3 separate regions of the Homo sapiens genome follow, and all the other regions are linked to region 1. Evidence: read pairs that join two places in POLR2A ChIA-PET (ENCODE). Cell type or tissue: GM12878. All regions are shown on one strand. Each heading gives the region's core, and the rest is flanking DNA. Links, peaks and the distances in the headings are about the cores only.

Region 1 (10,361 bases), core at 1-5,000:
TTGCTGGTGTGGTGGGCACCGGATACCTGGTGTTTCTGCTGCCTCGGTGCTGCTGAGGACCCAGAGCCCTGCCTGAGCAGCACGCTCACAGAGGCAGCGAAGTACAGGAAGTACACAAGGTCAAAAGGAAAACACGCTCTCCAGAGACGTCCTCTGATCACTATCGTGTACGTTGGGTCGAATGGAACAGAATTTGCTGCTAGAGTGTTTTTCCTCTCCTAACCCCATAGACGCTTCTATTTTGCTATTTTTACTAAACTCGAACAGGAACAGAAAGTATTCATGCAACTGTATCCAGTGAATGATTAAGAAATGCGTAAGAGCGGAGATTGTGTAATTCCCAGGCTGCTGTGCCTTGTCATCAGCCGCAAGTCCGAGAAATACTGCAACCGTCAAGTTGACCTCTGTTCCTAAGAAATTTCCTGGGTTGGCTTTAACACATTCTTTGAGAGTTATGACATAGGATATTAAAAAAATTCCTCCCACTTAGTGAGCCATACAAAGCCCACCACACATCAGTAGTGTCCATCCCATGTTTAATCTTCAGAAGGTGTGTGAGGAATAACATGTTTGCTTTTGAAAGATGCCTTGTAGACTGTGCGCAGTGGCTCATGCCTGTAATCCCAGCACTTTGGGAGGCTGAGGAGAGCGGATCACCTGAGGTCAGGAGTTTGAAACCAGCCTGGTCAACATGGTGAAACGCCATCTCTATTAAAAATACAAAACTTAGCCAGGCGTTGTGGCGGGCACCTGTAATCCCAGCTACTAAGGAGGCTGAGGTAGAAGAATTGCTTGAACCTGGGAGGCAGAGGCTGCAGTGAGCTGAGATCATGCCACTGCACTCCAGCCTGGGCAACAGAGCAAGACTCCATCTCAAAAAAAAAAAAAAAGATGCCTTGTCTTCAAGCAAACTATTATTAAGGATGAGTTGCTTATTTGTATTAAAAAGAGGGCTGGAGGATAGCTTGAGCCCAGGAGTTCAAAACCTGCCTGGGCAATATAGTGAGACCCCATTCTCAAAAAAAAAAAAAAAAGAAAGAAAAGGTGGGGATCACTGAATTTTCTATTGCATTAACCAAGAATCTTAAAAGTCATATTTTTAAAGATTATTGAAGATTTAAAATGTGTCTTGTTTTTTTTTTTTTCATTTTGTTTTATTTTATTTGAGACAGGGTCTCATGATGTTGCCCAGGCTGGTTTTACTCCTGGGCTCAAACTGTCTTCCTGCCTCATCCTCCCAATTAGCTGGGATTTCAAGTGCATGCCAACCCACACAGCCTTTTCTTTTTCATTTTCCTTTCTTTTTTTTTTTTGAGGCAGGATCTTGCTGTGTTGCCCAGGCTGGAGTGCAGTGGTGCAATCGCACTTCATTGCAGCCTGGACCTCCTGAGCTCAAGTGAGCCTCCCACCTCAGCCTCTTAAGAAGCTGGGACTGCAGACACATGCCAGCAATACACCTGGCTAATATTTTAATTTAATTTTTTCTAGAGACAGGGTCTCACAATGTTGCCCAGACTGGTCTCGAACTCCTGGATCAAGCAGTTTGCCCACCTCAGCCTCCCAAAATGTTGCAATTACAGGCTTGAGCCTTTTTATTATTTATTTATTTATTTATTTATTTATTTATTTATTTATTTTGAGATGGAGTCTTGCTCTTTGTTGCCCAGGGTGGAGTACAATGGCGCGACCTTGGCTAACTGCAACCTCCACCTCTCGGGTTCAAGCGATTCTCCTGCCTCAGCCTCCTCAGCAGCTGGGACTACAGGTGCGTGCCACCACACCCGGCTAATTTTTTGTATTTTTTTGTAGAGACGGGGTTTCACCGTGTTAGCCAAGATGGTCTCAATCTCCTGACCTCGTGATCTGCCCGCCTCGGACTCCCAAAATGCTGGGATTACAGGCGTGAGCCACCGTGCCCGGCCTGAGCCTTTTTATTTTTAAAAGTGGCTTTCCATTTTCTTTCTGTGGCAATTTCAAGAGGCATGGTGTGTTATTATCCCTGAGCTTTCTTGGGTATTAAAAAAAGGCCATGGGACTGGGCGCGGTGGCTCACGCCTGTAATCCCAGCACTTTGGGAGGCTGAGGTGGGCGGACCACCTGAGGTCAGGAGTTCAAGACCAGTTTGACCAACATGGTGAAACCCTATCTCTACTAAAATACAAAAAAATTAGCCGCGCGTAGTGACAGGTGCCTGTAGTCTCAGCTACTTGGGAGGCTGAGGCGGGAGAATTGCTTGAAACCAGGAGGCAGAGGTTGCAGTGAGCCAAGATTGCGCCATTGCACTTCAGCCTGGGCAACAAGAGACTCTGTCTCACATAAAAAAAAAAAAAAAAAGAGGCCATGGGGCTGGGCGCAGTGGCTCACACCTGTAATGCCAACACTTTGGAAGGCCAGGGTGGGAGGATCACTTGAGCCTAGGAGTTCCAGGCTGCAGTGAGCTATGGTCATGCCATTGTACTCCAACATGGGTGACAGAGTGAGACCTTGTCTCAAACATAATAATAATAATAATAGTAATAATAAAATGAAAATAGGTGGTGGCAGCTCCCACTTCATCTTTATTTTTTATTTCAGAGGCACTTATAAACCAGGAGAATTATGTGGAAAAGGAGTCCCCCGATATAACCCAAGACTCAGGAAATTCTTGCTCCTCTTGGCAGGGATGCAGCTGAAATTTACCTTTAGTTAGCATACTCCTCAGATAGGGCAAATGAATTGTGCAAAGATCAAAATGGGGCTTTTTTTTTTTTTTTTTTTGAGATGTCTCGCTCTGTCACCCAGGCTGGAGTGCAGTGGCACGATCTCAGCTCACTGTAATCTCTGCCTCCCAGCTTCAAGTGATTCTCCTGCCTCAGCCTCCTGAGTAGCTGGGATTACAGGTTCTACCACCGTGCCCAGCTAATTTTTGTATGTTTTAGTAGAGATGGCGTTTCGCCATGTTGGCCAGGCTGGTCTTGAACTCCTGACCTCAGGTGATCCGCCTGCCTCAGCCTCCCAAAGTGCTGGGATTACAGGTGTGAGCCAGTGCGCCCGGCCAAGGTGGAGTTTCTTTATTTTATTTATTATTTTTTTTTTATTTTTTTGAGACAGGGTCTCATTCTGTTCCCCAGGCTGGAGTGCAGGGGCATGATCACAGCCCCAGGACTCAAGTGATCCTCCCACCTCAGCCTCCCAAATAGCTGAGACTACGGGTATGCACCACCACACCCAGCTAATTTCTTTTTTTTTTTTTTAGAGATGGGTTTTTGACATGTTGCCCAGGCTGGTCTCAAACTCCTGGGCTCAAGCGATCCTCCTGCCTCAGCCTCCCAAAGTGTTAGGATTACAGGTATGAGCCACCATGCCTGGCTGGGGAGTATCTCTTAATGACTTAAGAAAACTTAAAAGAACAAACTCTTCACTATTTGGTCCGTGTGTTTGCTCCAAATTAGTAAAATTTGACCATGAAATAAAAATTGGAGGCAGGTACGAGGAGTTGGCATCCCTTTGGTGGTTGCTAAAGTTGGGCAAGAAGGAAAACAGAAAACAGAGAAGAATGATAGTGAAGTCCACAGTGAAGTGATATTAACAGAAACCAGTGTAGCCGCAACAGGGAAGGCTGGGGACAGAACTCTCAAAGCCATATACTCGCAAGGAAACCACTAACTCCTGCCCATACCAGGCACCCCAGGACTGTGCCCTAGACCCTTAATAATGACAAATTTTTTCAAATCAGTAACCGAGACCCAACAACAAAAGGGTAACCACATATATGAAATGAATACCAACTCAGAAAATCCAGGGCTCCTGGGCATAACTCTCTTGAACCTCAACTTGGGATGCCTGCAGCCTGAATCACTTCTGAGCCCTTTGGGGATGGGGATCAGCCCTGAGTCCAGGCTGGGATTCAGCTCACTAGAAGCACATTCCCCACCCTTTCCTCCTTATCTGTAGGTGGAGGCAGCTGGGAGACTGTGGGTGATCCTCCACTTATTTCCAGTAGGTTCCTTTTGTCACCAGCAGTCTCTCCTCTAAAGCCAAGAGGAGTCAGGGAGAAGAGTCTGTCCTGGGCTGCTCGACTCGTGCTGAGAAGACACCACTTCCAGGAAGCCTGGGCACAAACGACTCTGACCACTTTGCTTTCAGATTTCAGCGAGGACAGACACTGTGGGGTCACTGTGGTTGGTTCTTGTTAAAGTTCTGAATGCTTCCATTGCTTGAAAAGGGAGGTCTTAGAGAACAGGCCAGAAGACAAGTCTTTCTACCTTCCCCAGGAGGAGGAAGTCACAGGTTAGGCCTCAGGGAGAAGAGCTGCTGATCTTTTGCACTGGAATCAAGAAGTCAGGGAGAGGGTGAGAACTGGGGTGGACCCAAGGCCTCTGCCGCCTTTTGTACCTGCGCTGTCCCGTGTTTATTTATCTACCAGTTAGTTTCCCCCAGCATGGTGTGGAACTGGAAGTGCATGTGGGCTCCCGCCGGCCCCAGCCCACTTCCTCCTCTCCAGGGAGACAATAAGGGGAAGGGAAAGCGTGGCACACTAAACCTGCCAGGGACCTGAGGTCCTGGCTCTGCTGCCCCCCTGCTGCCGAGCCGTCGATCGTGGGAAATTCATCCACCTCTCTAACTTTGCCTCTTCCTCCTCCAAACATGGGGAAGAGAACCTCTACAATGGGGTACAGAATTTGGATGATACATGTGTATTTTCCTGAGGAGATGGTTCTGCAGCTTTCGCCAGAGGGCTGAAAGAGTTCCCGGACTCCAAGGGAAAAAAGATCCAGTCTAAGGGCCCTGTTCCGTGGCTCCGAGCAGCACGGCAGACACTTCCTGGGTCTGTCGTTTACTTCAGGCACCTCTCACTCGCACCTCAGACATCTCCTCAGACACCCAGGTCTCCAGCCATCCACAACTATGATTCTTTTTGCTTTAATCAACCTCTGTTTTAGGCTGCTGGGCCAGGAGGTCAAGTTCCCCTGTGGTGACACCACCACCTCTCGCCAACTGGTCACTGTTGTGCACGCCCCACACAGCATGTGTGCCCACCCACAGGGGCAGGTGGATCCAAAGGGTACTGCTGTGAGTTGGGCAGCTAAGACTCTATCTAGCCTTTAAGACTCAGCTCAGCCACGCACCAGACAACCCAGGGTGGGTGTGAGAGAGTAGAAACATCATCTGAAGTTAACCCATTTGTTTCTGGTTTGCTCTACACACCTGTACCAGGCCCCAGCTGCAAACCTCTTCCTACTCTGAGTTCTTGGCTCAGATCCCCTGGCCAGACTGTGAGCTCCCTGAGGGTGGGGGACTGTGCCTGGGGCAGGCTTGGATCACAGGGGCCAAGCGTCTGCCGAGCTGCAGAAGGGCTCTAAAGGAGCGCCAGCAGGCATCAGTGGGTCTCCCAGGTCCCTCCTCTGGCGGGAACACTAGCAATCAGGGCAGGAAGGAATTGTGAGGGGCAGCAAGGAGCTGGCGGTCAGCATCTACCTGTCGAGGCTCAAGGAACAACTGCTCTCCTCCAGTCCAAGCTCTTCTCATTCCCTCACTGTTTGGGTTGCCCCCTCCCCCTTGGGTTAACAAGGCTGGAAAAAAGCCCTATTGCCCTCCCCCAGGGCTGCCATGGGAGGCCAAGGGGCACTTCTGCCAAAAAATGAGAAACGAGTAAGTGAGGGGGTGCTCTCACCCCAAACGGAAGTGAGACAGCCCTGACCGTGAGCGGTGTGACCTTTGCCTGCAGGCCACACAGGAAGAGAGAGGGAGTTACTGTGTCCACTACATACCACTCTGCCTTCTCTGGGGACAAGGAGCCTCCTCTGAATGTTCTTTACCTTCCGAAGATCTTTGCTTTGATCAGGGGCCCTTTTGGCCATCTGGCCAGCCTACAGACCCCCTTCTCAGAATGCTGTCTTAAAATACATCTAACATAGCCGGGTGCAGTGGCTCACGCCTGTAATCCCAGCACTTTGAGAGGCCGAGGTGGGTGGATCACGAGGTCAGGAGATTGAGACCATCCTGGCTAACACGGTGAAACCCCATCTCTACTAAAAATACAAAAAATTAGCCAGGTGTGGTGGCGGGCAACTGTAGTCTCAGCTACTTGGGAAGCTGAAGCAGGAGAATGGCATGAACCCAGGAGGCAGAGGTTGCAGTGAGCCAAAATCATGCCACTGCACTCCAGCCTGGGCGACAGAGCGAGACTCCGTCTCAAAAAAAAAAGAAAAGAAAAAAATCTAAGATACATAGGATTTCTATTGAAACAATTATGTTGAATGCCAGTAGCCAAAAATATTGTAAAATTTGTGATATGGTGATATATGTGCATCTTCATTAATGCATTAAATAACAAAATCTAGGAGGAATCTAATAATCATCTTACTTTTTAAGTGCAGATGAGCTTAAATCATATTTCAAGATACCCACAACAACCATAAAATGATATGAGAAGATCTGATTTCTAGGGTGACAAAGTCACAGGTACTGTTGACACTGCTGTGGTTTGACATTTACATTCATAACGGAAGAAAACACTCAATTTCAGTTGGAGGTTCATGAAAATTAAGGTGTCATTTATTCCCATTCAAGTTCATCAATTCTTTTGAATGCTCTCTGCGGAGCCACTGTAACTGCATCAGACCAATCTGGTTCAGCTTTTTTTTTTTTTTTTTTTTTTATACTTTAAGTTTTAGGGTACATGTGCACAATGTGCAGGTTAGTTACATATGTATACATGTGCCATGCTGGTGCGCTGCACCCACTAACTCGTCATCTAGCATTAGGTATATCTCCCAATGCTATCCCTCCCCCCTCCCCCCACCCCACCACAGTCCCCAGAGTGTGATATTCCCCTTCCTGTGTCCATGTGATCTCATTGTTCAATTCCCACCTATGAGTGAGAATATACGGTGTTTGGTTTTTTGTTCTTGCGATAGTTTACTGAGAATGAGCTTTTATGTAACAAAGATGTGAGTTGTTTCCCAGTTGCCTCAGACCCTCGGGTCACAAAACCTGAGCATGCGCAGATGAACCAAGCCTGCAACCACAGGGGAACCCAAGTGGGGGCTGAATGAAGAATCAGACACTGGGCCAGGCGTGGTGGCTCATGCCTGTAATCCCAGCACTTCGGGAGGCTGAGGTGGGTGGATCACAGGAGGCCAGGAGTTCGAGACCAGCTTGGCTCACATGGCAAAACCCTGTCTCTACTAAAAATACAAAAAGTAGCCAGGTGTGGTGGTGCTTGTCTGTAATCCCAGCTAGCTGAAGCACAAGAATCGCTTGAGGCTGGGCTTGGTGGCTCACGCCTGTAATCCCAGCACTCTGGAAGGCCGAGGCGGGGGAATCATGAAGTCAGGAGATCGAGACCATTCTGACTAACACAGTGAAACCCCATCTCTACTAAAAGTATAAAAAGTTAGCCGGGCGTGGTGGCGGGCACCTGTAGTCCCAGCTACTCAGGAGGCTGAGGCAGGAGAATGATGTGAACCCAGGAGGCGAAGCTTGCAGTGAGCCGCGATTGCGCCACTGCACTCCAGACTGGGCAACGGAGCCAGACTCCATCTCAAAAAAAAAAAAAAAAAAAAGAATTGCTTGAGCTTGGTGGGTGGAGGTTGCAGTGAGCTGAGATTGCGCCACTGCACTCCAACCTGGGTGACACAGTGAGACTCCATCTCAAAAAAAAAAAAAAAAGAAGAAGCAGGCACTGCATGGCAGGATCCAGTCGGATCACTACCCTATGCTTATAAAACGTGACCCAGTCCCCGGCTCAGGGGGACACTGCTTTGGGACTTGTTACAAGTCATAAAATCCCCTTGCTACATCCTCTCTGGTGGCGGTCATTGAACTGATACCCACCAAGTGGCCGAACCCACCAGTTGTGTGGATAACACTACAGGGTTATGAATCTTTTACCCGGGTCCTTCCATGTCACCGGGACAGCTTCTAGAGCAGGGGTTCTCAAGCCTGGCTAACACAAGTATCACGTGGTGAGGGGATGTCCAGTCCCGCTCCTCACCACCTGAATGGAAATCCCCGAGGATGTGCCCCCTGACTCCCCTCGCATCCCATGTTTTCTAAAATTCCCCAGGGGATTTTAGATTCTATCAGGCAGCAAAGTGAAGAGCCAGCAGCAAGGGGAACAGAGTCAAGAGGAGTGAGCCCCACTGGACAAGAGGGCCAGGTGCTAGAGCAAACCTCAGCTCTGCTCCCAAGCCAGACCATCACAGCCCCTCATCAAGACTTCACCTCCTAGGCCCAGCACGGTGGCTCATGCCTGTTATCCCAGCACTTTGGGAGGCTGAGGTGGGAGAATTGCTTGAGTCCAGGAGTTCAAGACCAGCCTGGGCAAGATGGTGAAATCTCGTCTCTATAAAAAAAAATTTTTTAAATTAGCTAGGCGTAGTGGCCTGCAGCTGTTGTTCCAGAAATTCTGGAGGCTGAGGTGGGAGGATCACTTGAGCCTGGGAGATCGAGGATTCAGTGAGCCCTATTGAGGCTTCAGTCAGCCCAATGCAAACAGCATTGCTACACTCCACCCTGGGCGGTAGAGCAAGACCCTGTCTCAAAACAACAACAAGAATAAAAGACTTCACCTACTGGGCACCTTGGGCGACTTCACCTACTGGGTTGGCCAGGCCTTGTGCTGGGCATAGAAAACACCAGAGATGGTGTTGGGAGTGTGTGTGTTGGATCTCTGTGTGTTGACCGTGGTGCCCATCCTCCACCACACCCTTCCTGGCCCTGGGCTGGTGATGTTCTTTCTTGGGTTGGGCCCTTTGAGCTGTCACACCTGCACTCTCTCTTCTGAGCCCCACACCATGGTCCGGCCACAGTCTCTCCTCAACTACCTCACCCCCAGGCCAGGCACCACTCCAGGAGCACCACCTATACTGTGTTCAATGAAAATGACACCCCCTGGAGTTGTGCAAGGAGGTGGCACTGCCCACCCCACCCCCAATTCGTGTAAATTTCCTGAGGGCAAGCTCTGTGTCCAGCCTCCCATCCGATTCTCTAAAGAATTCCTTTCTGTTCTCTGCATCTCAGTTCCCTCGTAGGGGCAGCACAGGGGAATTCCTGTGCGAGTCTTCCAGTTCAGCCATTTAGGATTCTACCCTACAACCCATTCACTTGTTTATTCATTTCAGTCCGCAAATACTTTTTGAGTACCTACTGTGTGGCAGGCATTGCTCTAGGTGCTTGGGCTATATCCATGAACAAAAAGTACCCATCTTTGCCCTCGTGGAGCTTACAATCTAGTAGATAGCAGTGAGGGTGACAGAGACCCAGAACAACACATAATGCCTAAGGAAATTCTACAGCATGCCGTGGGGGAAAGGAGCAAGGTACAAAGGCAGCTGGGAGAGGAGTGCATGTTCCTTCAGTAAGGTGGTCGGGGCGCTCATCCAAGAAGGAAGACTCGCAGGAGGTGAAGGAGGGAGCCAGGTAAGAAGCCCACGCACCAGCCACCAGGCAGTGGTGAAAGCGGAGGCAGAGTGAAAAGCCTCAGGCACACCCTGAGATTAACAAAGAAGTGAGAGAAGGGGCTTTAGGACCTGGAGGTTTAAAGCCAGCAGCAAAGAAAGGACGGAATTCTGTTCTTATTGTATGGAAAAGACAATGACAATGGCACTGGACTGCTCCAGCCAGAGCCAGGGGTAACCAGCCTCCACCCCAGCTGAACAATGGGGGAAGCAAGGCTGAAGGAAGTGAAACCCTTGACCAGAAGCGGGAGAAATCTCCTCCCCACCACCTTCCCCACTCCAGACCAGCAGCTCTGGGCCAAGAGGCCTGATACCCAGCTCCCAGCCCAGGTCATGGTGGGTGAGACACATCATCTGTCCCCTTCCGTGTGCTTTGAACTTACCAATCATATTCCTGCCTCAGGGGCTTGGTGCTTTTTCTCCTCACTAAATCACTACTTCTGCAACTCAATGTCACCTCACAGGTGACAGTGGTCTTCCCTGCCATTCTTTCCTATCGAAAATAGCCTACCACCTCTACCGGCCTGTTCCTCTCCATGCCTCTACTCTGCTGACACAACCCAATATCATATTACATACTGACAGATATCCACGTATTGATTGTCCGCCTCCATCACTAGGATCTGAGCTCTGCGGGGGCAAAGACTGTGTCATGTCCATCATCGTGTCCCTGGCATCGAGACCATTGCCTGGCACACATAAGCACTCTGTTCTGTCCCTATTTGGGGTTAGAAGATGCTGGAGAAATTACCTAAGCTCTACCCAAACTCTTTGGAAGTATCTTTCTCACAAAATGTACTCATCAATCATACTGGATTGAACAGTGTCCCCCCAAAATTCATGTGTACTGGAACCTCAGAATGTGACCTTATTTGGAAATAGGCTATTTGCAGATGTCATCAAGTTAAAATGAGGTAA
Region 2 (8,178 bases), core at 1-5,000, 1.4 Mb before region 1:
AACATCAGGTGGCTACTCCAACAGTGCAGGTGATGCTGGAGGCGGGGCTAGCAGCAGAGGACAGGTGAGGACATGGCTCGCCGTGCATCCATGCTGAAGGTGAGGCCAGTGAACCTCCTGGCACATCTTTTCTGAAGTGTAAGAGAAAGAGAGAAACCACGGACAGCTTTGCAGTGTTTGGCCTGAACACCTAGAAGCATGGGGTTGCCACCAACTGAAACGGGCCAGACTTGGGGGAAGTGGGTGTGCAGTGAGGACTGAACAGACAGACAAGGGGGCCAACGCCACCCTCAGCTGCAATCTTAGAAGGAAGCAGCATCCCAAAAGAGGAACTGGTCCTGAGGCTCACACAGGCCATTGTGGAAAGCGACACAAAAGACAGACAGAGGAAAAGAGGATCTGGAAAGGAAGTCAATGTGGCATGTCTGACCCACTGCAGACATCACTGTCCGCAGAGCCCAGGCTGTGGCCATGGCTGGGCTGCTCACAGACCTCCTTCACGGGTGGAGAAACTAAGGAACAGTTCTACAGTAAGCACCTCTTGTTTATGTGCCAGAAACAGGCTATGAGTGGTGACTTATGCCTGTAATTCCAACATTTTGAGAGGCTGTGGCGGGAAGATCACTTGAGCCCAGGAGTTCAAGGTTGCAGTGAACTGCAATCATGCCACTGCACTCCAACCTGGGCAACACAGCAAGGCCCTGATTCAAAAAAAGGAAGCAGCAGCGGCAGCTGGAAAGGGCCGGAATGAGCCAAGGTAGGGGGGCAGGCAGCCAGTGAGCCCATTTGTTTCCTGTAGCTCGCACCGATTACCCACAAAAATGGGACTATGGAGTGAGACACAGTGTCCTCACCCACCAAGGGAGATCCCAGGATTCCCAAGAGGTGATGCAGGACCCTGGGTTGCCAAAACTGAGAACATGACTCAGTCCAGACTCCATGAATACCTGCTTAGGGATCTGTGAAATTTTAAAATTGAGATATAATTCACATACCATAAAATTCACCCTTTAAAGTACAGATGCTCCTTGATGTAATCATGGGGTTACATTCTGACAAACCCATCATAAATTATACATATCATAAGTCAAGGCCAGGTGGTGGCTCACACCTGTAATCCCAGCAGTTTGGGAGGCCAAGGCAGGTGGATCACCTGAGGTCAGGAGTTCTACACCAGCCTGGCCAACATGGTGAAACCCCATCTCTACTAAATACACAAAAATTAGCCAGGCGTGGTGGCAGGTACCTGTAATCCCAGCTACTCAGGAAGCTGAGGCAGGAGAATTGTCTGAACCCAGGAGGCAGAGACTGCAGTGAGCCAAGATTGCGCCACTGCACTCCAGCCTGGGTGACAGAGCAAGACTCTGTCTCAAAAAAAAAAAAAAAAAAAAAAAAAAGTCAAAAATGCATTTAATTCTGGTAACACAGCAGATAGCCCCTGACTTAACGATGGTTCCACTTACACTTTTTCAACTTTACAATGGTAGAGTGATACAAATCGCAGGATGTAAAGAGGTCCTTGACTTACCACGGAGTTATACGCAGATAAACCCATTGTAAAGTTGAAAAAGCATAAGTGGAACCACCATAAGTCAGGGACCGTCTGTATATGACTTAATGATTTTTAGTATATTCACAAAGTTGTGCAACCATCACCGCTGTCTAATTCCAGAACATCAAACTCAAAAAGTTAAACAAAGACTTACCATATGACCAAGCAATCCCACTGCTAAGTATATACCCAAGAGAATAAAAAACAAGTATCCAAACAAATACTTGCACATGAACATTCATAGCAGCCAAACAGCTATTCACAATAGCCAAAAGGTAGAAACAACCCAAATGCCCATCAAATAATAAACGAATAAACAAAGTGCGGCCTATCCATACAATGGAAAGTTACTCAGCCATAAAAGGGAATGGAGTACTGATATTTGCTACAACACAGATGAGCCCTGAACACTATGCTAAGTGAAAAAAGCCAGACACAGAAGGTCACATATTACATGATTCCCCTTACATGAACTATCCAAAATAGGTAAATCCAGAGACAGAATGCAGATCCATGGTTGCCAAGGCTGGGGGAGGGGAAACTGGGAGGGATTACTTAATGGATGGATGGAGTTTTCCTTTTGGGGTGATGAAAATGTTTTGGAACTGAAAATGTTTGTGGTGATGGTTGCAAAACATTGCAAATGTACTGTCACTGAACTGTACACTTTAAAAGGGTTATTTTAATGTCATTTCAAAAAGTAATGAGAGCATCCCCTGGTCATCTGAATAACCATCTCATAAGCAAGCAGTGCCCTACAATTTGAGCCTCAAGTTTGCTCCTGTGTTTACAATCCAGTTCCTTCTCCATGAAGGCCAAATGATATCATCACACACAGCACAAAGAAAGGTTGTGATTCAAATAGGAAAAAAAAAGCAGGTGGGGAGGGAGAACAGAGCCACCCCATAGCCCATGGCAGCCTGGAGGTGCCCAGTTCAAAGGCCCAGCCTCTTAGCAGTCAGGACCATGTGCATGTTGACAGCATCTGTGTGAAGTGAGTAAAGCCCATCTCTGTGCCAAATTCCTGATTCCTACAAGAAGTGGGTTTAGGCTGGGCACAGTGGCTCACGCCTGTAATCCCAGCACTTTGGGAGGCCGAGGCAAGTGGATCACGAAGTCAGGAGATCGAGACCATCCTGGCTAACATGGTGAAACCCCGTCTCTACTAAAAATACAAAAAATTAGCCAGGCGTGGTGGCAGGTGACTGTAGTCCCAGCTACTCAGGAGGCTGAGGCAGAAGAATGGTGTGAACCCAGGAGGCGGAGCTTGCAGTGAGCCCAGATCGCACCATGCCTGGGCGACAGAGCGAGACTCTGTCTCCAAAAAAAAAAGAAGTGGGTTTAAGAGCCACTACAAGCAGATTTCAATAATGCCACTATTCCATGCTTATCTTCAATCAAACAAGCCAGCTTTCCGAGTATCGGGCAATACCCCATTAAAACAGACATTCAGGGATTGCTCACACGTAGTCTAGGCTTAAATGTGAGGTCTGATTACCCCAACCCGTCCCATCAGCCCAACATTATTAGTACTTCCCTATACAACAGGCCCAAGAAACAGAGGCAGGGAACACAGGAGAGGCCCAAGGGCACAGCTCTCTACCATCAACCCAAGGCTGGCAATGTAGGTGCAGTTAACATCCTTCCAATTAAAGTAATTGTTCATTGGAAATGAGTTGGCTTTCTGGTTTTACTACTATTTCCTGTTTTTTTAATAGTTTTGTAAAAACTTTAAGTCTAAGGTGCTTATGCCTGGTCTTATACACATTTCAGTTATATTACAGTAAGAATAATGTCAATCAGCAAGTGAGGGGTTTGTTGTTGTTTTTCAAAAGGGAGTCCTGAGCTCAGGAGTTGAAGACCTGGGCAACACAAGACCTTGTCTCTATTAAAAAAACTTTTAAATTAGCCGGATGTGGTGGCACATGCCTGTGGTCCTAGCTACTCAGGAGACTGAGGAGGGAGGATCACCTGAGCCCAGGAGGTTGAGGCTTCAGTGAGCCGTGATTGCACCACTGCACCCCAGCCTGAGCAACAGAGTGAGACCTTTAAAAAAGAGAGAGAGAGAGAGGGCCAGGCGTGGTGGCTCATGCCTGTAATCCCAGCATTATGGGAGGCCGAGGCAGATGGATCACCTGAGGTCAGGAGTTCAAGACCAGCCTGGCCAACACGGTGAAACCTCATCTCTACTAAAAATACAAAAATTAGCTGGGCATGGTGGCAGGTGCCTGTGATCCCAGCTACTCGGGAAGCTTAGGCAGGAGAATCGCTTGAACCCGGGAGGCGGAGGTTGCCATCAGCCGAGATCACGCCACTATACTCCAGACTGGGCAACAGAGCGAGACTCCATCTCAAGAAAAAAAAGAGAGAGAGAGGGAGTCTACAAAAAACCCATATGTTGTATGATTTCATTTATATGAAATGTCTAGAATTAGCAAATCTATAGAGATACAGAGCATGCTAGCGGGCTGGGGGTGGGGAGTGACTACCAATGGGTACTGGGGTATCTTTTGAGGTTGATGAAAATGTTGTAAAATTAGACTGTGGTGAGACAACAGCTCTTTGAATGTACTAAAAGCTACTAAATGAGTGAATTGTACAGCATGTGAATTAGATCTCAATAGGGCTGTGAATTGGAAGTCCACGTATTACCCACATTTGAGCAGCACTGAGCTGCAGAAAGGGAGACATCCACAAACCCACCTATGCAGAGCTCCCTGCCAGGTCCTCCCCTCCCCCTACAGGATTCCTGAGCCCAGGATGAGACCCCAAGTCACAAGACAACCCCTTCCTGGGTAAGCAAGTGGCTGCCCTGGAACCACCACACAGGATTCCTATCTCCCAGAACCCATGTCTTACAATTAAGGCACTACTTTGTACTGTTAAGTTAGGGAAAACTTAAAAACAATGAAAACAACCAACTTTAGGATGCAGGGGATGGGGTTCATCTACACATCGATGGCAGTGTCAAGGAAAGCAGCATGACATAAGACTCAGAGCACCTGGGACCCCACTGGCTGCAGTCTCATTGGTTGGGGTTGGGGTGGGGCCAGGAGGGTGAAAATCTGAGCCCAGGCAGCCCCTTCCTCAGAGGCCACAGGCATCCCATCCTCCACCCACGTAGGCTGGGCAAGATAGCTATTGGGAGGCCCCTACAGGCTGCCTAAAGAGACTTTGGCAAGGGGCAACTCCCCAAGGGTCCCTCTTCTGTCAACCCAACGAACTGCCCTCTCCTGGGCCTATTCCTTCCAGTGACACTTCAGAGAGACGGGAAGAAGCCCCCACCAGCGGCAGCCAAGTCGGGGTCATTGGTGAAGCGGCAGAAGGACACATCCGCCCAGAACCCCCAGCAGTAGGAGGATACATCCACCCAGACCCCCAGCAGCAGGAGGATACATCCACCCAGACCCCCAGCAGCAGAATACATCCACCCAGACCCCAGGGACGGGTCACGACAGAGGCTGTTTTGGACAGACTGATCCCCTTTGATCCAATGCTACTCTTCTCCAGAACCTGCTCTAAATTAACCACCTCCAGGAAGACTTCTTCCCATCTCTCCCAAAGCCTCGCCAAGCCCCAGCTCAGGGCATGTGCTCAGAACTCCCATGGCAGTGGTGGGGTCCCTCTGCATGATACATGGCCGGATGAAAGCAGGCCCCACAGCCATGGACCGAGTTTGAGCTCATTTACACCCCAAAAATAAAAAACCACACAAATTCATGTAGAGGTACAGAAAAAAGACCAAAGGATACTCAGCACACTGCTGACAGTGTTACCTACGGGGACCAGAGAGAGGGGAAGGAGGGGAAAGGGGACTTTGACATTTTACTTTCTATGAAGCTACTACTTGAATATTTTGTGAAGATTATTTTAGGCCAGGCATGGTGGCTTACGCCTGTAATCCCAGCACTTTAGGAGGCTGAGGCAGGCAGATCACTTCAGTCCAGGAGTTCAAGACCAGCCTGGGCAACAGGGCAAAACCCCGTCTCTACTAAAAATACAAAAATTAGCCGGGCATGGTGGTGCACACCTGTAGTCCCAACTACTCAGAAGGCTGAGGTGGGAGGATCATTTGAGGCCAGAAGTTAAGGCTGCAGTGAGTCGACCCTGAGCCACTTCACTGCAGCCTGGGCAACAGGAAAGAGGCCCTTCTTAAAAAAAAAAAGAGAGAGAAATTTTAAACTATTTTTAACATATCCCACACATTGGAATACTACTCACCAATAAAAAAGGAATGGAACTGATTAAATCATCCAATAACAGAGATGAATCTCAAAAAACATCATGTTGAGTAAAGAAGCCAGTCACTAAAAGCTACCTGTTATATGAGTCCACGTATGTGAAAAATCCAGAAAAAACAAAATCATAGTGACAGAAAGTAGATGAGTGGGCCTGGGCCCAAGGTGGGAGTGGTGACCGGCTACAAGGGAGCATAGGGCCCTTCTAGGTGATGGAAAGTGTTGTCAGACTTGTCTAGGAGTTGGCTGCATGCCCAGGACTTTTACCGACATTCACCAAAGTGCACACTTCACGCAGGTGTATTTTATGGTGCACATATCTCAACAAAACTGTTTTTTGTTTTTTTGTTTTTTTTTTTAAAGAAAAAAAGTACTGTGGTGGAGAAGGGAATGGTGAGTAACTGCTTAATAGGTGGAGTTTTCCTTTAGGGTGATAAAATGTTTTAGAATGTGATAGAAGTGGTGGTTGTACAACATTGTGACTATACTAAATGCCTCTAAATTGTGGGCTTTAAAATGGTTTATTTTATTTAAATGGATTTCACCTCAGTTTAAAAAAAAAACATTGAAGATAGGCAGGGGGAAATGTTCATGCCCATTCTGCAGGTGAGAAAATTGGGCACAGCCAGGTGCGGTGGTTCACGCCTGTAATCCCAGCACTTTGGGAGGCCAAGACGGGCGGATCACAAGGTCAGGAGATCGAGACCATCCTGGCTAACACAGTGAAACCCCGTCTCTACTAAAAACACAAAAAATTAGCCGGGCATGGTGGCGGGCGCCTGTAGTCCCAGCTACTCGGGAGGATGAGGCAGGAGAATGACGTGAACCTGGGAGGTGGAGCTTGCAGTGAGCCAAGATTATGCCACTGCACTCCAGCCTGGGCAACAGAGCGAGACTCTGTCTCAAAAAAAAAAAAAAAAAAAAATTGGGCTCAGAGGGACAGTCAAATGCCAGCCCAGGGCTTATTTACCTGATGCCTTAGGGCCCAGCTCAGAGCCCCCTGGAGCAGAGACTACTCCACACCTCCCCAGAGGGCTCCCCAAAGGGCAACTCTGGGGCTCGTCTCTAGGGAGGGCCCTTCTCTTTGGGCATTCAGAAATCAGATTCCCACCAGGCCTTGGGCTGAGCCAGCAGGGCAACCCTGCAGGAGACTCCAGAAGTCCTTGTGCTCCAGCAGACAGGGCTGCCTCGGGAGGAAGGGAGGGAGCACACCGGCAGATGATGGTCAAGGCAAAGCTAAACCACCACTCAGATCAGGCTGATGAGGTTTTTTGTTTTGTTTTGTTTTGTTTTTTGAGACAGAATCTCACTCTGTTGCCCAGGCTGGGGTGCAGTGGCGCAACCTCAGCTCATTGCAACCTCTGCCTCCTGGGTTCAAGCTATTCTCCAGTCTCAGCCTCCTGAGTAGCTGGGACTACAGGCACCCACCACCACACCTGGCTAATTTTTGTATTATTAGTAGAGATGGGGTTTCACCATGTTGGCCAGGCTGGTCTTGAACTCCTGACCTCAAGTGATCCGCCTGCCCCGGCCTCCCAAAGTGCTGGGATTACAGGTGTGAGCCACAGTGCCCAACTGGCTAATGAAGTCTTCTAGGCCCTGTCAACCAGGGTGCCGGGGCCCTGATAGAGGGCTGTCCCTGGGAAGTGCAGGGGTTGGCACCAACCTCAGGGGTCCCAGGATGAAGGGTTCAGTCACTACAGGGCAGACGTCAAAGCAGAAATGTGGTGGGTGGTGATGGCGCCAACCCAGGCAACAACAAGTGGGAGCAGAAGCAGGTGCAGATCAAGAACCTGGAGGGCAAGTTTTTGGTCACCATGTAGTCCTCAGAGAAAAAAAAAAAAAAGATATTGACTTTGATACCTCAACAGTGGTTGAAGAACTGGCCATTGAAGAGAACCTGCCTCCTGATTTTCAAAGTATATGACAGGAAAGAAACTTCCTCCTGGAGGAATACCTGGCAGTAACCTCTCAAATCCTAAACAATCGGCATAACTTGCTGGAATGAAGCCAAGAAAAATTAAATAAGATGATGCCCCAAGAACAACAGCTTGCCTCATAAAGGGAGCACGAAGATGTTCTTGGATAACTCTGCCATGAGAAAACATCTGCACAGCCACAGTCCCAGAGTCCTCGTCTGTGAAGAACACGGCAAAGCTCTTGTTGAGAGCTCAAGACCAGAACAACACCAACCAGTCTGTGCTGGAGAGAAGCTCTTTCATGGCACATGGTGGGTCTGTGGGAAATGCTTTTTATTGGACTTCAATTTGTGCACGTGTGTGTGAATCCATACCAGAGACAGGACCCATGTGTGCCCCTTCCGTGGTTGTAATAAAAGAAGTTTGTGGCTGGGCACGGCGGCTCACATCTGTAATCCCAGCACTTTGG
Region 3 (5,000 bases), core at 1-5,000, 50 kb after region 1:
AGAGCCAGTCTCTACAAAATAATTTAAAAATTAACTGGATATGGTGGCACACGCCTGTACTCCAAGGATGAGGTGGGAGGACTGCATGAGCCGGGGAGACCAAGGTTGCAGTGACCCATGATCACGCCACCACACTCCAGCCTGGGAAACAGAGCGAGAGCCTGTCTAAAAAAAAAAAAAAAAAGAATATGATATCGTTCCCAGCTCTCAAGAAGCTTATATTCTAACCAAAGAAAAGTCTTCAAGGAAGAGGTAGTATTTAAGATAGGCCTTGAATGATGAGTAAGATTTATTTTATTTATTTATTTATTTAGAGATGGAGTCTCGCTCTGTTGCCCAGGCTGGAGTGCAGTGGTCCAATCTCGGCTCACGCAGCCTCTGCCTCCCGGATTCAAGCAATTCGAAGAATACGATTTAAAACCAAGAAAGAAATATTTACGAAAACATTCTACACACCTTTCATATTAAACACAATGTGACCCCAATGAGCACAATCCCCACTATGAGTTTTTACTTACAATTTCCTCATTTAAGAAAGAAAAAGGCAGCTTCTGACTGCATTACCTGCATGGAGAGTTGGGCATTCTGCATGAGAGTCAAACAGTATTTGATCCAGCACCTTGCTATTTCCCCCTTTCTTTGATGATAAAGCTCTGGCACTTCTCCTTCAGCTTCAGGAGCTAAAATATACATGTGATTTGTTTAAGTTAATGGTCACAACTGTAATTTTCATTGGGTACTGTAATTTTTTTAATATCACTTTTTCCTGACTATAAAAGTAACAGATCTTTACTGAAGCAGGGGGCTTGGGGAAAAGGGAAGAAAGATCCCCCCCCAAATCCTACTACCCAGAAGCACTCACTATTATTTTTGCATATTTCTTTCTCGCACCACAAACACTTTACTCATATCATTATCAACTCTTAGCTTCATTTTTAAGTACACCATTATATACAATTAAATAGATATTCTATTATTTAACCATTCTTCTAATTCTAACCTGGAATTTGTTGTTTCCAATTCTTTACTATCACAAAAACGTCTATGTCACACAACAGATGGTTGTGGAGAACCTGGTGCTAAACTATTCAGATGACCTGCTTCTGGGTCAGAGTGTCATACATAGCAGAGCAGCTTTCTTGCTGTAATCTACAAAGTCAGCTGTCAACACAAAGCTTTGTAAAGTTTATACACATACACACATTTTTTTTAAACTTGAAACATGAGTATAATTGTGCAAAAATCTGTCTGGATTTTGGATTTCTTCCTTAGGGCAGATTCCTAGAAGTGGAATTTACTGAGTAAAAGAGTTTACACAATTTTAAATAATTCACAACATACAGCCAAATTATTTTCAACAAATATGCCAACCAACAATATATGAGAATGCTCAATAAGAACATTTTGAAAACACTGGTCACTGTCATTTTTTCAGCTATTATGAAGAGTAAAAACAAAATAATATCTCACGATATTACTTTAAATAAAGTGAATTATTAAATAATATCTCAGCAATTTAGTTTTTATTCATTTTTTGAGACAAGTGCCTCTTAGACTTCAACTAATCTATAATTAATGTAGTTAATATATTAGGGGAGAAAGCAACTATTTACTTTGATAATGTACATTCCTTTAGCTCTTAAGAGTCTCTGCATTTTTCAGATCCACAATTAGAATGTCCATTTGTAAGGAAGACATGATGTTTCAAAATCTAAAACATCGTAAGAAGGTTGGAAACTGTTCAACAGTGAGCAATAGAATCAAACTATTTTTAAAAATAAACTATTTTTAAAGAAAATGATGAACTTATTAAAAAACCTGTTAAATGACTCAAAGACACATGTTAACTGTGATTTTCTAAGACTAAAGGAAACACTATACTTAAAAAGATGGGTATTTGGCAACATCGCTTATGCATGTAGTATTCCAACCAAAAATATATCATCTGAATCATGGCATAAGGAAACATCACACAAACCCCAGCTGGCAGTAATTCTATGAAATAACTGGCCTATATTCTTAATATTAAGTGATGAAAGGGAAAGAAAGGCTGAGGAACAATTCCAGACGAAAAATGCCTGAAGAGATGTGACAACTGAATGCATTATGCAATCTTGAACTGTATAATCCAGTACTGGCAAACAAATGCTAGAAGGAATATTATGGCAACAACTGATGAAATAGAAATATGCAGTGTAGATAAAAGAATTGTATCAATGTTACTTTTTTTTTTTTAATTTCTTTAAAAACATAGAGATGGGGTCTCACTATGTTGATCAGGCTTGTCTTGAACTCCTGGCCCCTCCCATCTTGGCCTCCCAAAATCTAGCATTACAGGCGTGGGCCACCATGCCTGGCCAATGTTACATTTCTTGAATTTGATAAATGATCTATGATTATGTAAGAAAATATTCTTCTTAGGAAATATATACTAAAGTATGAAAGGGTAAAAGAGCCTAATGTATGTAACCTTCTCTCCAATGGTTCAGAGAGAAAAATAAAATTTGATTCCAAGCGAGGAAAATACTAAAAATTGGTGCATTTAGAAGGGCATATGATAGCTCTTCTGTTCTTGCAACTTTTCAAAAGTTTAAAATAATTTCAAAATAAAACTTTTTTTAAAAGCTATGTAAAACATGCAAAGGTAAACTTACTGTCTTCTGTGGCTGAGATCTTTCCAGTTTGACCAAAAATGACATTAGCAGCTGATAAACAGTGCCTGGCCTCCATAAAGCATAGCTATTGGGGAAATAAACAACAGTGAATGCAACTATCACACAGCTTTATTTGCAACTGATACTTGCATAATTTCTTTTAATATGGGAAAAGGTATAAAATCAGATAAAAATACTACAAAGGAGGCCCTGTAGAGTTGCAGATCATTCAGAAGGTACAAAAGATATATTATCATATTATCTGGTTAAAATGTAACCTCAAAGGTTAAAATATTAATGCCCCCAAACTCTTAATAATAATCCACTCGGATTGAAAGACAACTGCCAACTGAAAGTTAGCTCTCCTTATACAATCAATAGATATACAGGAATGGCTGTCATCCTAGACTTAAACTGTCTCAAAAACTCCTTTAGGTTCAGTCTAAGTAGCCAAAATCCCATGCACAATAAATTCTTAGACTATTTACATTGTGTCAGAAGACTGAATATATATATATATATATATATATATATTTTTTTTTTTTTTTACGAGACAGGGGTCTCACTCTGGCCCAAGGCTGGAGTGCAGTGGCACAATCATAGTTCACTGCAGCCTCAACCTCCTGGTCTTAAGGGATCCTCCCACCTTTAGCCTCCAAGCCTGACTAATTCTGGGGTTTCTCTATGTTGCCTAAACAGGTCTCCAACTCCTGGCCTGAAGCAATGCTCCCACCTTGGCCTCCCAGGGTGCTGGGGTTATAGATGTAAGCCACCTTGCCCAGCCTGAGGATTTAATTTTTATTAGGTTTAGAGAGCCCCTTTACATCCTACTATACAAAGGCAAATAGGATAAACTCAGGTAAGAAGATATTCCTGTGTTCTAAAATCTTTAAACTTTACATACAATAAGGCTTCCCACCAAGTTTTAAAGTCAACAGACTTCTACAGATGAACCTTATGGAACTGCTTTACCAACACTCTTGAAGACTTCATAATTCAATTCCGGGCATGGCAAACTTCTCAAACAATTAGAGAAGATCTCCTTGTTAATAGAAACATTTTGTATTTGTCATGTAAGTCAAAGGACCACCCAGCAGAAGTTCAAAGTTAAAGTCCAACTTTTAGTTGGAAGCCACCCTCATTAAATAGAATGTCTACTTAATATTAGTAATACCTGAAAGGCTTTAAATGGTTGGCTATAACTTTAAAATTGCAGCATTAAATGTATCTTTCCATTATGGCAAATTCAGAAGCCATCTTGAGAATAGCTGGACACGTGTAGTATTAGCCCAGCAACATCTATAGATAAAAATGTGTTAAATCTTAAAAGCCAAAAGAAAGTTAGAGTTTATATAATGAAACTTTAATTATCTCTCTATAATCCAATCCCTTAACATTTATCGTCATTTCAGCTTTGTCCAGATTGGCTCCCTGTGAGCAACCACTGCTAGAACAGTGAGTGTCTTATGCCCTCTAGGTGGCTGGTAAATGTGGGACTTTAGCAGCTGCCAGGTAGGGATTCACCAAGTAGCAAAACCTCATCACTGGAATCAGATGAAGATGACAATGATATAAATGACAATTGCATTTTTAAAAACATGGTTCAAATCCCTCTTTTTGCAATACGACTTAGTTGGTTTTAACAAAAACTTAAAAAAGATTTTGGTAAAAAAATAAAAGTGCAGGGTGTGGGAGGTCTCATGAAAATTACTGCATGCTCCACATAAGTAATGCTTAACAACTTTAAATTTTAATCACACTTTAATATCTAGATATCTTAGTACTGCCAATTTCCATGGAGTTTTAAGTATAAATTAAAGTCACAGTGAATATGTAATTTTAAAGTTGCTAAACAGAATGAATAAGGGGCCTCCAACAGCTGTAAAAAAGATGTCACAAGCGGAGGCACTGGATAACACTTTGGATGAGGACAATGAAATGGATTCATGAGAATTAGTTAACTGAATGCTCTGATATATGCAGTAGCGTTACTTACACACTTGATCTTAGACCAAAGTCCTAGAAGCGATGCTGCAGTCACCACAGCCCTTTCTCTCCTGCTAATAGCTTTTCTGAATGAAATTCTGTGGGACAATACTTTAATCATCGGGCGCATTTACAGAACCAACGCTAACGAAATGCTCAAAAAGGATAAAGGCCCAAGGATAAGGCAGCGGGTTACCAGAGAGATGAAAGAAGGAACTCTGATAAGCAGAGAACTACCAAAATTTCAGAGAGGCTTGCGAATTCGAAATATAAATAAAAGTAATTTATATTGCTGAGATGTCTTATTAAGGATTAATAGGAAAATCTGGTTAGAAAAGGTGGTGTAAAATTATTTTAGCA

What was found. ChIA-PET counts read pairs that join two places held together with the same protein. Peaks named below come from ENCODE experiments on the same cell type or tissue, not always from the same donor. Only the 100,000 strongest peaks of a DNase experiment are listed, where the experiment ranks them.
Region 2: POLR2A ChIA-PET joins it to region 1 with 5 read pairs; 1 of 35 experiments calls an interaction of 5 or more read pairs at or near these places.
Region 3: POLR2A ChIA-PET joins it to region 1 with 6 read pairs; 11 of 35 experiments call an interaction of 5 or more read pairs at or near these places.

What each region holds. Positions count from the first base shown.
Region 1 is chr10:69,051,579-69,061,939 of GRCh38, reverse strand. No RefSeq gene overlaps it. Among named protein-coding and RNA genes, the nearest start is that of SRGN, 31 kb to the left of the region's middle. RefSeq lists enhancers at 152-271, 4,220-4,419, 4,830-5,009, 5,220-5,369, 7,929-8,088 and 4 more and a silencer at 7,029-7,078. In GM12878, for the core only: a CTCF peak has its summit at 4,546; no DNase peak of the experiment used is centred there; H3K4me3 peaks cover 695 bases; H3K27ac peaks cover 2,175 bases.
Region 2 is chr10:70,485,668-70,493,845 of GRCh38, reverse strand. The region is part of intron 1 of PALD1 (phosphatase domain containing paladin 1); the gene reads right to left. It also overlaps the pseudogene YY1P1. Among named protein-coding and RNA genes, the nearest start is that of PALD1, 11 kb to the right of the region's middle. RefSeq lists an enhancer at 1-227 and a silencer at 3,524-3,623. In GM12878, for the core only: no CTCF peak of the experiment used is centred there; a DNase peak (open chromatin) is centred at 295; H3K4me3 peaks cover 722 bases; H3K27ac peaks cover 2,146 bases.
Region 3 is chr10:69,006,580-69,011,579 of GRCh38, reverse strand. KIFBP (kinesin family binding protein) reads right to left here. Exons shown (of 7, transcript NM_015634.4): 5 at 2,655-2,739; 6 at 565-680. Among named protein-coding and RNA genes, the nearest start is that of KIFBP, 20 kb to the right of the region's middle. In GM12878, for the core only: a CTCF peak has its summit at 4,136; no DNase peak of the experiment used is centred there.